Linked DNA regions of Homo sapiens: region 2 is linked to region 1. The links are chromatin loops, found by intact Hi-C in ENCODE. Cell type or tissue: endothelial cell of umbilical vein. All regions are shown on one strand.

What was found. Peaks named below come from ENCODE experiments on the same cell type or tissue, not always from the same donor. Only the 100,000 strongest peaks of a DNase experiment are listed, where the experiment ranks them.
Region 2: a loop joins it to region 1, with 14 times the contacts of the local background. A loop is called at or near these places in 5 of 110 quality-filtered maps.

Annotation. Positions count from the first base shown.
Region 1 is chr7:4,829,198-4,831,697 of GRCh38, reverse strand. The region is part of intron 5 of RADIL (Rap associating with DIL domain); the gene reads left to right. Among named protein-coding and RNA genes, the nearest start is that of SNORD165, 7.0 kb to the left of the region's middle. In endothelial cell of umbilical vein, a CTCF peak has its summit at 1,436 (motif pointing left); a DNase peak (open chromatin) is centred at 1,397.
Region 2 is chr7:5,173,571-5,176,070 of GRCh38, reverse strand. No RefSeq gene overlaps it. Among named protein-coding and RNA genes, the nearest start is that of WIPI2, 15 kb to the left of the region's middle. In endothelial cell of umbilical vein, no CTCF peak of the experiment used is centred here; a DNase peak (open chromatin) is centred at 1,410.

The sequences.
Region 1 (2,500 bases):
ATATTGGCCAGGCTGGTCTCGAACTACTGAACTCAAGTGATCCACCTGCCTTGGCCTCCCAAAGTACTAGGATTACAGGCGTGAGCCACTGTGCCTGGCTTTTTTTTTTTTTTTTTTTTTGAGAATCTTCACAATTTTATTAGTTTATTTATTTTCCACTTTTATTTTAAGTTCAGGGGTACGAGTGCAGCTTTGTTACATAGGTAAACTTATGTCGTGCGGGCTTGTTGTACAGATGATTTCATCACCCAGGTATTAAGCCTTGTACCCATTCATTATATTTCCTGATCCTCTCCCTCCTCCCAGCCTCCACCCTCTGAAAGGCCCCAGTGTCTGTTGCTCACCTCTCTGTGTCCATGTGTTCTCATCATTTAGCTCCCACTTGTAAGTGAGAAGGTATTTGGTTTTCTGTTCCTGTGTTAGTTTGCTAAGCATAATAGCCTCTAGCTCCATCCATGTCCCTGCAAAGGACATGATCTCGTGCTTTTTTTTTTTTTTCTTTTTTTGAGATGGGGTTTCGCTCTTGTTGCCCAGGCTAGAGTGCAATAATGAGATCTCGGCTCACGGCAACCTCCACCTCTCAGGTTCGAGCGATTCTCCTGCCTCAGCCTTCTAAGTAGCTGGGATTACAGACATGCACCACCACGCCCAGCTGATTTTGTATTTTTTTTTTTTTTGAAACGGCATCTCGCTCTGTCGCCCAGGCTAGAGTGCTATGGCGCAGTGTCGGCTTACTGCAAGCTTTGCCTCCTGGGTTTACACCATTCTCCTGTCTCAGCCTCCCGAGTAGCTGGGACTACAGGCGCCCGCCACCACGGCCAGCTAATTTTTGTTTTTTTGTATTTTTAGTAGAGACGGGGTTTCACCGTGTTAGCCAGGATGGTCTCCATCTCCTGACCTTGTGATCCACCCGCCTCGGCCTCCCAAAGTGCTGGGATTACAGGTGTGAACCACCGCGCCCAGCCGCTAATTTTGTATTTTTAGTAGAGATGGGGATTCTCCATGTTGGTGAGGCTGGTCTCGAACTCCTGACCTCAGGTGATCCACCTGCCTCAGCCTCCCAAAGTGCTGGGATTACAAGCGTGAGCCACTGTGCCTGGCTGATGTCGTGCTTTTTTATGGCTGCACGAGGCCCTCTTTTGAGCCTTCTCCTCCCTTGCTCTCCCGATTCTGTGTTAGAACTAACCTGCTCCTTCAGGGAAAGGCGCAGCTCCTGGGTTAGAGGTAAGGTAGTGCACCGCCACTCTCCAACGGCTGTTTGCGCAGAAAGCACTATCTCTACCCTAGACGCTGCTGGGGCACTTGGGAAACCATTCGGTTGATCTGATACAGACGTGCAGCCCCTGCGGCCTACGCTCCCACTCTCGAGTGGGCCCTAGAGAGACACCTGCTGGTGGAAGGCAGTGTGTCCGCACAGGAGCTGAAGCCGCCACATGTCTCCTCCTGGTGGCAGGGAATGACTTTCAGCCACTGCTCTCTCAGTGCAGCTGAATCCAAGACAATGTTGGGAAAAAGCACCTAGCACAGTGTCTGTGATATGGTTAAATGCCCACACGCACACACACGTACGTATGATACTCACAGCCAAGCCATCCTGTTTAAGACACACACGTGAGATAACACTGACGAAGGCAGAGTGGAAGGTGGTGGCCACGCTAGGCAGTGAGGGAGGGGGTGTGTCTGGGGGGCTCAGGCTGAGTGGCTGGCAGCACCCCCTTAAGTCAAGCTGTGGTACACAGAGGTTTGCGTGATTCCCATCCGTGCCTTTATTAGTCTGTTCTCACGCTGCTAATAAAGACATATCCGAGACTGGGTAATTTATAAAGGAAACAGGTTTAATGGGCTCACAGTTCCACGTGACTGGGGAGGCCTCACAATCATGGCAGAAGGCAAAGGAGGAACAAGGGCACATCTTACATGGTGGCAGGCGAGAGAGTGTGTTCAGGGGAACCACCCTTTCTAAAACCAACAGATCTCATGAGGACTCATTCACTATCGGGAGAACAGCATGGCAAAGACCCGCCCCCATGACTCAGTTACCACCCACCGCGTCCCTCCCACAACATGTGGGAATTGTGGGAGCTACAATTTAAGATGAAATTTGGGTTGAGACACAGCCGAACCCTGTAAGTGCCTCACGTACCAAAAATGGTCCATCCATAAAGCCCATTATTGCCATATGTGCCTGCTGATGTCCACCCTGGGTCCATCCTTCTTTCAAAGGTAGGAGGGACAGGCATGGGACAGCTTGGGGACCACTGACCTGGAGTCCCCAGCATCCCCACTGCCCGGCCCAGGGAGAGCTGAGCTCCGAACGCCTTCCACTTTCACTGGCAAACACCCGCTCCCCAGAGCCAGGTCCCGATGCCATGCACTGGGGGTGGGTCCTGGCCTCTGAGATCTGGGACTGTGTGAGGGACCCAGGCTCTGCCTCCCAGCCTGACAGGAGGGGGCTCCATAGAAGCCAGGCCCCGGATAGCATCGAAGGGTGATGGACAGC
Region 2 (2,500 bases), 340 kb before region 1:
GTTGCCCAGGCTGGAGTGCAGTGGCGCTGTCTCGGCTCACTGCAATCTCCACCTCCCGGGTTCACGCCATTCTCCTGCCTCAGCCTCCCGAGTAGCTGGGACTACAGGTGCCCGCCACCATGCCCGGCCAATTTTTTGTATTTTTTAAGTAGAGACGGGGTTTCACTGTGTTAGCCAGGATGCTCTCAATCTCCTGACCTCGTGATCCACATGCCTCGGCCTCCCAAAATGCTGGGATGACAGGCGTGAGCCACCGCGCCCGGCCGGGTGTGTGTATTTTAGATTTTGACTTGTGCTGCTGAAAAGGTTGCACTAATGTACAGGCCTCTAACCCTGTATGGAAATGCCGTTCCCACCCCAGCCATAAGCAGAATCAACCCTTAATGTGATCTTTTAATATTTTTAATAGAGACAGGGTCTTGTTCTGTTGTCCAGAACTACTCCTGGGCTCAAGCGATTCTCCCACCTGGGCCTCCCAAAATGATGGGATACAGGCATGAGCCACCACACCCGGCCTACTATGATCTTTTAAAAATTCTTGGGCCCGGCGCCGTGGCTTACGCCTGTAATCCCAGCACTTTGGGAGGCCGAGGCGGGCGGATCATGAGGTCAGGAGATCGAGACCACCCTGGCTAACACGGTGAAACCCCATCTCTACTAAAAATACAAACAATTATTTAGGCGTGGTGGTGGGCACCTGTAGTCCCAGCTACTCGGGAGGCTGAGGTAGGAGAATGGCGTGAACCTGGGAGGCGGAGCTTGCAGTGAGCGGAGATCGCGCCACTGCACTCCAGCCTGGGCGACAGAACGAGACTCCGTCTCAAAAAAAAAAAAATTCTTTCAGTTTTTCTGAGACAGGGTCTCGCTCTGTCACCCGGGCTGGAGTGCAGTGGCATAATTATGACTCATTGCAGCCTTGACCTCCCGGGCTCAAGTCATCCTCCCACCGCAGCCTCCCAAGTAGCTGAGACTACAGGAGCGTCCCACCATGCCCAGCTAATTTTTATTTTTATTTTTTTGAGATGGAGTCCTGCTCTGTCGCCAGGCTGGAGTGCAGTGGTGCGATCTCGGCTCGCTGCAACCTCCGACTCCCCGGTTCGAGCGATTCTCCTTCCTCAGCCTCCGGAGTAGCTGGGATTACAGGCGTGCGCCACCATGCTCAGCTAATTTTTGTATTTTTAGTAGTGACAGGGTTTCACCATGTTGGCCAGGATGGTCTCAATCTCCTGACCTCGTGATTCGCCTGCTTTGGCCTCCCAAAGTGTTGGGATTACAGGCGTGAGCCACCGCGCCCGGCCAGTGATCATTTTTAATATGTGATAATTCTATTTCTGGCCACAAGAGGCCACCAACTCCCAGCATGTTGGACCCAAGGGGACCCTCCTAGGCTGGCTGACTTGGCATGGGCTCCCCTCCTGGGAGGCGGGAATGGGACTATTGTTCCGGGAAACACCTCAAGTCCCGTGATCAGGACTAGAGGAGTGGGGCGGACAGGGCAGGATTGGACAAGAGGCTGCACATGTCAGAGAAGGGCCAGGCTGAATTTCAGACCTGGTGGTCAGCTCCTGGAAATTCGAGCACTGAACCCTTCTGTGATTAAAAATGCATGGTAGTTAAAGCTGCCGGCCATCGTTATGGCAGCAGGTGTGCCTCCGAACACACTTCTTCCCCCCTCTGCTATGCACGACAGACATACACACACACACACACACACACACACAGTACAAAGATGTGGAGATGTGGCCTCTCTCTTTTTTGTTGGTGTAGTTACGTATATTTTCAGGTGCTTTTTTTTGGTTGATTGAAGTATAATTTACATACGGCAAAATTCACCTGTGTTAGGTGTATAGTTCTATACATTTTTTTTTTTTTTTGAGATGGAGTCTCGCTGTCACCAAAGCTGGTGTGCAGGGCACAATCTCAGCTCACTGCAACCTCCGACTCCCAGGCTCAAGCAATGCTCTTGCCTCAGCCTCCTGAGATGCTGGGATTACAGGCACCTGCCACCACACCTGGCTAATTTCTGTATTTTTAGTAGAGACAGGGTTTCATCATGTTGGCCAGGCTGGTCCCGAACTCCTGGCCTCAAGTGATCCACCCACCTGGGACTCCCAAAGTGCTAGGATGACAGGCATGAGCCACCTCACTTGGCCTGTTGTGGTTTAATTTGCAATTCCTCGTGGTCAGTAATGTTGTGCATGCTTTCCTGTGCTTATTTGCCATCCGTATATCTTCTTTGATAAAGCGTCTTTTCAACACTGAGTGCATTTTCTTTTTTAGAGGGGGAGTCTTCCTCTGTTGCCCAGGCTGAAGTGCAGTGGCGCCATCATAGCTCACTGTAATCTCACAGCGCTGTGTGCACAGCTGTGGTCCAAGCTACTCGAGAGGCTGAGGTGGGAGGGTCGTCTGGGAGGGTCGTCTGGCCCCAGGAAGTTGACGCTGCAGTGAGCTGTGATTGCGCCACTGCACTCCAGCCTGGGTGACAGAGCAAGACACCATC